3 separate regions of the Homo sapiens genome follow, and all the other regions are linked to region 2. The links are chromatin contacts, found by Hi-C or POLR2A ChIA-PET in ENCODE. All regions are on one chromosome and are shown on one strand. The core of a region is the stretch at or near the end of the contact, and the rest is flanking DNA. Distances in the headings are between cores, read along the strand shown.

The links. A loop is a pair of places that touch in the nucleus more often than their neighbours do. ChIA-PET counts read pairs that join two places held with the same protein, here RNA polymerase II (POLR2A). Pooled maps may share reads with other maps.
Region 1: a map of CD4-positive, alpha-beta T cell shows a loop between it and region 2 (7-fold over the local background). The contact joins the promoter of CASP9 here to the promoter of CPLANE2 in region 2. A Hi-C loop is called at or near these places in 3 of 168 maps with a recorded cell type or tissue (B cell, CD4-positive, alpha-beta T cell and naive thymus-derived CD4-positive, alpha-beta T cell), 3 of 37 single-sample maps with no recorded cell type and 11 of 50 pooled maps. POLR2A ChIA-PET finds 5 or more read pairs at or near these places in 1 of 52 experiments (OCI-LY7).
Region 3: a pooled map shows a loop between it and region 2 (9-fold over the local background). The contact joins the enhancer-like site here to the promoter of CPLANE2 in region 2. A Hi-C loop is called at or near these places in 4 of 50 pooled maps. POLR2A ChIA-PET finds 5 or more read pairs at or near these places in 2 of 52 experiments (GM12878 and activated T-cell).

Annotation. Positions count from the first base shown.
Region 1 is chr1:15,521,953-15,525,742 of GRCh38, forward strand. It overlaps CASP9 (caspase 9), which reads right to left and starts at 2,263. Exons shown (of 9, transcript NM_001229.5): 1 at 2,117-2,263. The coding sequence starts at 2,248. RefSeq lists silencers at 2,233-2,622, 2,903-3,342.
Region 2 is chr1:16,235,905-16,239,277 of GRCh38, forward strand. It overlaps CPLANE2 (ciliogenesis and planar polarity effector complex subunit 2), which reads right to left and starts at 1,279. Exons shown (of 5, transcript NM_030907.4): 1 at 727-1,279. The coding sequence starts at 838. RefSeq lists an enhancer at 772-1,316 and a silencer at 1,157-1,336.
Region 3 is chr1:16,947,458-16,950,856 of GRCh38, forward strand. CROCC (ciliary rootlet coiled-coil, rootletin) reads left to right here. Exons shown (of 37, transcript NM_014675.5): 18 at 874-1,067; 19 at 1,342-1,469. Among named protein-coding and RNA genes, the nearest start is that of CROCC, 27 kb to the left of the region's middle. Within about 2 kb of position 1,759, at least 9 of the 41 ENCODE cell types and tissues checked have a DNase peak (open chromatin) inside an H3K27ac peak, as active enhancers do.

The DNA.
Region 1 (3,790 bases), core at 1,013-3,512, 710 kb before region 2:
CACAGACCTACAGTGCCACTGAGAAGGTAAGTCTCACTAGCAGAACAGTTGGCTACATGCAAATAGATGGTGGTGTTTAGGTTTCTCTCCACATTTGCTGAACACTCCAGGAGGTCAACACTGTGTTAAATGCATTGTTTCATCTTTTTCTCCCTCAATAACTTTATAGAGTTAAATTAGAACTTCCCAACTTTTTAGGGTAAAAAATTTCAGGGAAACTGAGTCATAGGGTTTTTCTGTTTGTTTGGCTCATTGGTTGTGGTTTTTTACAACTTGCTAATATGTAACAAGGCCAGGATGAGAGCCCAGATCCAACTGGTTCCAAAACCTGCCTGTTTTTCAGCCATACTGAATGGCAAAATGGCAACCTGTGGTTCCCACAAGGTTCTTAAAAAATTTCTGAATTTGTTGCTAACATTTTAAGCCAGGGAATTTGACAGAGGAATCAAGATTTTCAGCTTCTTTTTTAAGATGTGAAAGCTGGGCCGGGTACAGTGGCTCACACCTGTAATCCCAACACTGAGGCAGGAGAATCACTTGAGGCCAAGAGTTTGAGACTCATCTAGGCAACATAGCAAGACTCCTATCTGTACAAAAAAAAAATTTTTTTTAATTAGCCAGGCATGGTGGCATGTGCCTAAAGTCCCAGCTGCTCTAAAGGCTGAGGCAGGAAGACCACTTAAGCCCAGGAGGTCAAGGTCGCAGTGAGCCATGATCTCATCCCTGCACTCCAGGCTGGGCAAGAGTGAGACCCTGCCTCAAAATAAGTGTAAGATGTGGCAATACTGGGCCATTTGTTGATATGGCCATACTCAGCTGGAGACGGAGGGCAGTGCAAAGGCTATCCACTATGACGCCCATCCATTGGTCCTCCATGGGCATTTGAGTTTGTGATCCCCGTGAACATTCCTGAAGGCAAGGACTGTGGCCTCAAACCATTACTGTTCCCCAGTAGGGGCCACACAGAAGGCACAAAACTTATTTTATTATTAATGAATAATTACTCATATGATACTCAATTATTTAAAGACTCTTTCCCTGGGCCAGGGCACTGGCCAGGGATATCCAGCCAGCCACTCACACCTACTGCACCTCATGGTAGGAAATATCTCCTGCATCCTCACAGGCCTGTGATGAGGGTCAAATGAGACAAAGATGGGAAAGTGCTTTTAAACAAAACCTCAAATGTTTGACTTCATTATTCTCCATTCTGCATCAGGTCCCCTCATTTCCAAAACCTCTTAACAAAACATAAACTGAACACAGAAGGGGCTGGCCAAAGAGGGCAGGGTACGCTGATCCCCCGCTCTGTGCCTAGCACTACAGTTTCACATCCGTTATTTCATTTAGTCCTTATGACAGTATTATTCTTATTCCCATTTCACAGCCCAGAAACTGTGGCTCAAAGAGGGTAAGTGACTGGCCCAAGAACACGCTGCCAGGCAGCCTGATGCCAAAGTGGGTTCCCGAAACCTCTATGCTAGAAAAGTAAAAACGCACACGCCTCCTTCCTCGCAAGTATTAACGTAAATTAAAATGGAGACCAACCATGAAGAATTCCTGAGCAGACAAAACCAATCAGGTATCCTAAGTGACCTAAATCTTGCTTAAACTGCAAACATAAGCAAAATTTAACTTGGGTCATATCTGATAAATGCTTATGTTAGAGAGAAATAAAACTTAAGACCAGCCAAAAGCAGTCAATTAACAGACCTTAAAAAAAAAAGGCAATTTTGTAACTGCAAACCAATCAAATAATTTCTTTATTTTGCTTCCACATTTTCCCAATAAATACTTGCCTCTGACGTTTTGTCATTGCAACACTAAAGCTCTTTCAGTCTGATGTTCTCCAATTCATGAATTGTTTCTTATTCAAAGTTCTCAAGATGTGTCTCACATTTTTCCTTTACACAAGAAACACAAGCACTAACAGTGTACGCTGACTGAGTATGGCATGGAATCGCTTTAGCGAACACCCGACTAAGAGGTGTTTGGGATTCTTTGGCTCCGCTGAGGGGTTTGAAGCCACAGGGAAGGCTAGGCTCCCGCACAACGCCTCCTCGAGGGGCGTGGGGACCCGGCCGTGCAGCGCGGGGACAGGGGGCCGGGGGCGCACCTGGATGTCCTCGATCATATGGGGCCTGAACAGCTCGCGGCTCAGCAGGGCGTCCCAGAGCTGGTCCACCTGCAGCTCTTCCACCAGCCGCAGCCGGCACCGCCGCAGGAGCCGCCGATCCGCTTCGTCCATGGCGAGTAGCCAACTAAGACTCCAGGCCGCCTCAGTCCGCTTCCGGGCCTCGGCCGCCCGCCCCAGTCCCCAGGACCCGCCCCCGCCCCAGGGCCTGCCCCCGCGTCACGGCCCCGGGTCAGTCTTCGCTCCCCACCGCCTCCGGACGCATCTCCAAGGCCTCGCCCCGCCCCCAGGAGTCGCTCTTGCGTCACCGCCCCGCCCTCAGGACGCACCTCTGCGCCTCGCCCCGCCCCCAGGGCCAAGCCTCCCATCACCGCGCCGCCCCAGAACACGCTCCGCGTCACCGCCCCGCCCCAGAACCCGCCCCACGTCACCGCCCCGCTCCAGAATCCACCACTGCGTCCCCGCCCCAGAACCCGCCCCGTATCCCCGCACTGACCTCACGTCACCGCCCCGCCCCCGCGTTACCGTCCCGCCCGCAGGACGCATCTCCAACGCCTCGCCCCGCCCCAAGGATTCGCTCTTGCGTCACCGCCTCGCCTTCAGGACGCCTCCGCGCCTCGCCCTGTCCCCAGGGTCAATTCTGGGGTCACCGCCTGTCCCCAGAACCTGCCACCGCGTCACCGCCCACTCCCCGGGACGCATCTAGAAGGTCTCGCCCCGCCCCCAGGATTCGCTCTGCGTCATCGCCCCGCCCTCAGGACGCACCTCAGCGCCTCGCGCCGACCCCAGAATCCATTCCGCGCCACCGCCCCGCCCCCAGGATTCAACCCACGCCCCCACCCCGCCCCCAAGGTCAATCTTGCGCCACCGCCCCGCCCCCAAGGGCTAGCCTCGTGCCACCGCCCCGCCTCCAAGAGCCAATCCCCTCCCCTCGCTCCACCCTCAGAATCGTCCTTGCGTCACCGCTCAGCCTCAGACTCCAGTTCGCACTCTCGCCCCGCCCCCAAAGTCAATCCTCACCCCCAGGATCCATCCTTCTGTCACCGCCCCGCCCCAAGGCGGCACCTCCGCGACTCGCCCCGCCCCCAGGGCCCCGCCCCGCCCCCGCATCACCTCCCCACTCCGGGCGCAGGTGCCCTTTTGCAATTCTGGCACCAGTTCCTGGTCCACCGCGGGCCCTTCGCCAGAATTCACTATAGCCCCGCTTTTACAGAGATCCGGAGGGAGTCGTCACACTTCCAGCAAGAGGGAAACCATGAGTGGAGCCGTGATCTGTCCCGCCCATTCAACCTCCTCCGGGGCATGGCTTCCCCTTAGCCCCCTCCTCCACCCCAAGTAAAACCATAAGCTCCCCTCACCGCCCTTGTGCCCAGATCGCAGTTGACTGTTCCAAACTCGAGTGTCTGATCCAACCAAGCCCACCTTACACAGTCTTCCATTCCCTCTTCCCTCCCTCCCACCCTAACACCTCCCACACAGAAAAAAAAAAAAACGGCAGAAATCTAGTCCTGTAAACTCCCATCGTTCTGAACGGTTCATTTTCACATTTCAAAAATAATCGTTTCTGTTTACTGAGCATTTGCTAAGTCCCAGGCATCGTGCTAGCCACTTTTCATGCTTATTTCACTTATCCTTAACTACAATCCTGCCAGGAAA
Region 2 (3,373 bases), core at 29-2,528:
TCCTGACCTCAGGTGATTTGCCCACCTCGGCCTCCCAAAGTGCTGGGATTACAGGCCACTGCGCCCAGCCTTCTAGAGGGTCATTTTTTGAATTTAATATAATTTCTTTTAAAAAAACAAACAAACAGTTGACTTATTCACAAATTTTGGTTCTAGCTATCTCACTCTCTGGTCTTAAGTCTTCTGGCACCTTGCTTCTCCTGGCCAGAGCTGGGCTCCACAGCTGATTCCAGGCACCTCTGCCGGCCTGACAGCTGGGCCCTGCCTGGGTGAGTCAGTTTCACCATGGGGAACACCAGCGTCTCATCCCAGAGACAGCAGGACATGGAAGAGGCTCACCTCTATTTATTGGGGTGTGATCTTAGCCAAGTCTGTACCATGTGCTGTTGAGAGGTTAAATGGGCGTGCACTGTGTAACGTGCCCAACAGAGGGCCTGGCACCAGGGGAGTGCTCAATCAACTGCATCTCTGGTGACAGTGGTTGCTGGCAAGGTTTCTGCTGTTTCCATGTTCCTGGCTCTGACGATGGAATTAGCTCTAAGGAGATTTAGGTGTGGGGGTCCCAGAGCTAGGGCTTTCAGTCCCCCAGGCTGAAGACTGCTGAAGACTGCAGTGGAGCAGGCCCTCACTGCCCTGCCTCTCTGCTCTCCTCAGGGAGCAACAGGTGACACTCTTCTCCCCAGGGAAAGACAAGTGGCGGGCTAGAGGAAAGGGGGAGGCACTTACCAAACACCCGCCGGCGGTTCTTGCGCAGAATGCAAGCCAGGTACTCCTTGCCCTCGGCACTCTCGTGCCAGTTTGGGACAACCACCGAACCGGGCACGGGAGGTCTGGCCATGGCTGGGCACCGCGACGGGGTAGGGAGGTGACAGAATGCTGAGAGCAGGGAGTGGGAAGGGGAGTGACAGTACCAAGCCGGGCCTGTGATCCCTCTTAACTGCCCTCTGACTCTCCCGGGGGGCCCCAGAAAGTGCAGTCCCTCAGCCGCCTCTCTCCTTCGCAATGCTCCCTGGGGATAGTCATCCCATTACTGCCCATGGAGGGTATTCACACAGCCCCTCTCCCCTTGTCACCTCCGGGGGTCAGACAGCCCCGCTTCTCCTCTACCTTCTAGATCCCGACTCCCAGGGCTACCTAGCCCTCCCCGTCAGCAGTCCCGGCGGCGAACCGACCTGGGTGCCGAAGGCCCCTTTAAACGCCCACCCGCACTCCCGCCGCCCCAGCCCGCCGGGCCCACTTCCGCCCCGCCTGCGTCCGCCTTCTGCGCGTGCTGGCAGCTCCGGCGCAGGTGCGCGCGGCGCATGTGCGGAGGTTGTTGCCATGGAGACGCCGGAGGTTGGGTTGGGCGGGTTCCGGGAGGCGTTCGTCCCTCCTACAACGTCCGCAGCCTGCGCCGCGCGGTGGCTCTGGACTAGGCCTTTTCCTCTGGGTTGTGGATCCTCTTCTCTATGACTCCGTCCGATCCCTAGTCTTTCTTCCAAAACATCATGAAACCCCCCCTCCAGGAGCCTTTCATGCTTCTCTGTGTCTCAGTTTCCTCTTCTATAACGTGGACGTAACATGTTATTCCCTCCATAGCAGTGCTCCATATGTTTAGTTATGATTGTTGCTATTATTAATATTATTGCTCTATTAATCCTGCTTGGCAGGACCTCTAGATGACTTAAACATCTCTGGCTTCACTGATGGGGACACACACCAGCTCAGAGAGGTCAAGGGACTTGGCTCAAGTTTTAAAAAATGAGTCAGAGGCCCGCTGGATTGTATTTTTCATTCATTCATTCATTCAACAAATACTGAGCACCTAGCTGGGAATACAGTGGCCAACAAGAAGTCCCTGCTCTCCTGGAGCTGACTTTTCAGCTCTGAAACTCTGAGCTCCTCTCCACCGTTCCAGCACTGGACACCAGGCCTGTTACCCAGAAGGTGGGTGCTCAGTAAATGCCCACTGGTTGGAAAGAGTGCAGGTGGGTCATTACTGAGAGTTTGTCTATTACATTTAATTTTTACCATTATCTTTCCGCAATGCCTTCAAGTAGGGCAAATCACTGTTTTGAAAGGAATAATTTAGGAGTTAAGCTTTACCTAAGGCCACCCAAGTGCCAGACAGTGGGGACTTTACAGGGGTCACCTGATTTAATTCTATAAACAAACCTGTGTAAATAGTATTACCCTCTTGTACTGACGAAGACTCTCAGAAACATAACGTGACTTGTCTGAGGTCACACCGCACAGCTAGTCAGTGTGAAACCGACTCAGAACCCACAGCTGGCTGGGTGTGGTGGCTCACGCCTGTAATCCCAGCACTTTGGGAAGCTGAGGCGGGCAGATTGCTTAAGCTCAGGAGTTTGAGACCAACCTGGGCAACATAGTAAGACCCTGCCTCTACAAAAAAAAAAATACAAAAATTAGCCGGGCACAGTAGTGCACGCCTGTAGTCCCAGCTACTTGGAGGCTGAGATGAGAGGATTGCTTGAGCCCGGGAAATGGAGGTTGCAGTGAGCCGAGATCATGCCACTGCACTTCAGCCTGAGTGACAGAGCTAGGCCCTGTCAAAAAAAAAAAAAAAAAAAAAAAAAGAACCCACACTTACCTGACTCTAAAGTACTTATCTGTTCTGCCAGTTTGGGTTTTGTGTTTTTAAAACTTTGCCCCTAGCCACTAGGAGGGCTGTTCCTAGGGAAGCAGAAAGCAGCCAGAGGACTACGAACTCACAGATTTTTAAGGCCCATTATGTCTAAGAGAGGGGATGAGGATGTGTAAGACAAGGTGCTTTCTCTCAACTTGCTCACGCTGTGGCTAGGCAGAAAAACCAGATGAATAACCATTCCTACAGGATTCTGCAGGTGGAATCCTTTGCCCATACTCCCAGGTCACATGGTTCCCATTCCTGCAGCTGTCACATCTGCCCAGTCAGGGAGATTCACAGCTGTCCAGAGCTCTCTCCATGGGCCAGGAGTCACTCAGTGGCAGGGCTCTGATCTGAATTATTTCTGGATTTCCAGACTTCACATCCACCCATCTTTGGCTCGTGGAGGGCTCAGTGAGCGTGTGAGAAAATGAAGCAACTTGGCAGAATGAACGTGCCTGTTAATCTGCAACCCAGAGAAGATGTAAAGTCCTCTTGGGGCCATGTGCGGTGGCTCACGCCTGTAATCCCAGCACTTTGGGAGGCTGAAGCTGGTGGACCACTTGAGGTCAGGAGTTTGAGACCAGCCTGGGTAACATGGCAAAACCTTATCCCTAAAAATATACAAAAAAATGGCTGGGCGCGGTGGCTCACGCCTGTAATCCCAGCACTTTGGGAGGCTGAGGCGGGCAAATCACCCGAGGTCAGGAGTTCAAGACCAGCCTGGCCAACATGGTGAACCCT
Region 3 (3,399 bases), core at 509-3,008, 710 kb after region 2:
GACTCCGTCTCAATAATAATAATAATAATAATAATAATAATAATGATACAGATTAATAATAGGTGGAGACTTTTTAGAATTGGAATCTTAGACTTTTGGGAACATCACATCTGGAAGAGACCTTAATGTTTCAGGGATCCAGGGACCTTCATGCAAGGTCTATCCTGGAGCGCCTAGGTTTCTGGGAGGGGCCTCTAGAGGATGGGGTAGGGGGTGCAGGAAGCAGGGTGCAGGTCTCCACCTTGAGGCCTGCCGAGCAGCTGCACTTGGGTCTGGTTTATATATTCAGCTTCTCTGCAAGTTTAGAGTAATACAAGGGTTCTGTTACTCCCAGAGCTGAGTGAGGGCCCTCATTTTTTTTGTTTCATTTTGTTTTGTTTTTGTTGTTGTTTTTTTTTCCAGACAGAGTCTTGCTCTGTTGCCCAGGCTGGAATGCAGTGGCACGATCTGGGCTCACTGCAACCTCCGCCTCCAGGGTTTAAGCTGTTCGCCTGCCTCAGCGTCCCAAGTAGCAGGGACTACAGGCGTGCACCACCACGCCCGGCTAATTTTTGTATTTTTAGTAGAGACAGGGTTTCACCCCGTTGGCCAGGCTGGTCTTGAACTCCTGACCTCAAGTGATCCACCTGCCAAAGTGCTGGGATTATAGGCACGCACCACCGTACCTGGCTGGGCCCTGGTTTTTGTACACACGTGCATTGCAGATCTAGAGAAGGTCATGACTTGCCCAAGTACATGTAGCACATCAGGGCAGACCCTGGGCTCAAACCCAGGCCTTCTGCCAGGACTGGGTTAGGCCCAGAGTTGGGGTGCTGCACGATGAACAAGCTGGGGGACGCTGGGAGTGCTACTCAGTCTCTGGGTGGGGGCCAGCTCTCCCGGCAGCTGAGCGGGCGGGAGCAGGAGCTGGAGCAGGCCCGGCGGGAGGCCCAGCGGCAAGTGGAGGCGCTGGAGCGAGCGGCCCGTGAGAAGGAGGCGCTAGCCAAGGAGCACGCTGGCCTGGCTGTGCAGCTGGTGGCTGCGGAGCGTGAAGGCAGGACCCTGTCAGAGGAGGCCACACGCCTGCGGTAAGGCCTTGGGCTCTGCCCAACCCGCCCTGGGGGGTCCTCCTGGGGCCACACCATGACCAGCCACACGCAGGCACGGGCCCCCAGGGGCAGTTACTAAGGAGTCTGGCTTGCCGACTCGTCCTAGCTGTGGCTCAGGCTTCCCCAGGGAGTGTGGGCCTGGCCAGGCAGGTAGATTGGCACTTGGCCCATGCCTGGCCACTCCCTGAGATCCACAGTTTCCTGGGGCCAGGGAGGCTGAGTCCCAGGGCCTCAGGGACTGTATGTGCTGCAGCTTGGAGAAGGAAGCCCTGGAGGGCAGCCTGTTTGAGGTGCAACGGCAGCTGGCCCAGCTTGAGGCCCGCCGGGAGCAGCTGGAAGCCGAGGGGCAGGCCCTGCTGCTGGCCAAGGAGACCCTGACTGGTACGAGGGGCTGGGGACTTGGGGGGAACACCAGGTTCCAGCCCAGACTGCAGCCTCCCAAGGTCTGGGGTCTCACAGAAGTTGGGAGCACTGGAGTAGGAGTCTGGCTGGCCTGGGTTCCAGTCCTGTGCCACCACTTAGATCTCACCTTCCCTTGAGCAAGCCCCTTTCCTCTCTGGGCTGCAGATTCCTCAGCTGATGATTGGAGGTGGCAATGCCCACCTTCTAAGCCTGTTGCCAGGATGACGTGGGAAAAGCGTGTAAGGCCGTGGCACGGTGCCTGGCTGAGTCAACAGTAACTGCCGTTCATCGGTCATCAGGCCTGTTAGTCTGAGTTCTCTGTGCTTTTCAGATGACTCTCTTGGCCCCAGAATCCCAGCCCCACTTCCCTGCACCGTTCCCATCCAGTCTCTGAACTCAGGGCTTCTTTCTGCTCACCTAACATTAACTAAGCACCTACTTGGGTCATGGAAATTAATTTTCCTGTCCATGTACACCTGAGCCAGACAGAACCAGGAAGGGAAATGCTGGTGGGTTTCCAACCCGGGAGATGGTTTTTAGATGGTAGCTATACCATTTCCATTCCCTGTAGTCATTTCCATTAATATAAATAGTTAACGTTTGACGGGTATGTTCATGTCAGTCATTAAAGGAGATGCTTTATGTGTAGCTGTGCAGCTGTGGGAAGTTGCTGCTGATCTCTGAGCCTCCATTTCATCATCTGTTAAATGGGGATGAGGATAAACTACATAGGCATGTTATGAAGACAAAATGAGGTTATGTCTAAAATACTTAGCTGGGCGCTTGACCCATAGTAAGTGCTCAGTCAGGAATAGGGTTGTTTTTTGTTTGTTTGTTTTGAGACAGAGTTTCACTCTTGTTGCCCAGGCGGGAGTGCAATGGCACTATCTCGGCTCACCTCAACCTCTGCCTTCTGGGTTCAAGCGATTCTCCTGCCTCAGCCTCCCAAGTAGCTGGGATTACAGGCATGCATCACCATGCCTGGCTAATTTTATATTTTTAGTAGAGACGGGGTTTCGCCATGTTGGTCAAGCTGGTCTCGAACTCTTGACCTCAGGTGATCCACCCGCTTTGGCCTCCCAAACTGCTGGGATTACAGGCATGAGCCATCACGCCCAGCCTGTTTGTTTTTTGAGACAGAGTCTCACTCTTGTTGCCCAGGCTGGAGTGCAATGGTGCGATCTCGGCTCACTGCAACTTCTGCCTCCTGCATTCAAGCGATTCTCCTGCCTCAGCCTCCCAAGTAGCTGGGACTACATATGCCCGCCACCATGCCTGGCTAATTTTTGTATTTTTGGTATAGACAGGGTTTCGCTGTGTTGGCCAGGCTGGTCTCAAACTCCTGACCTAAGGTGACCTACCTGACCCAGCCTCCCAGAGTGCTGGATTACAGGCATGAGCCACTGCGCCCGGCCTATTTGTTTTTTTGAGGCAGAGTCTCACTCTTGTTGCCCAGGCTGGAGTGCAGTGGTGCAATCTCAGCTCACTGCAACTTCTGCCTCTTGGGTTCAAGCGATTCTCCTGCCTCAGCCTCCCTGAGGCTGGGACTACATACGCCTGCCACCACGCCTGGCTAATTGTTGTATTTTTAGTAGAGACAGGGTTTCACCATGTTGGCCAGGTTGGTCTTGAACTCCTGACCTAAGGTGATCCACCTGCCCCAGCTTCCCAAAGTGCTGGGATTACAGGCGTGAGCCAAGGCACCTGACCTAGGGTTGTTATATGTTTGACATCCGTCCCATTTGGGAGGCCTTCTCATCAGTCATTTTATGCCTTTAATGCCATTCTAGGTAGGCAGGAAAGGGGTCAGGGCCAGTGGGCCCATGTAGCATATAGGGAAACTGAGGCCCAGAGAGGGCAAGCCACTTCAAGAGGACCCAAACTAGATGCCAGGCAGGCCCTCTGCCTC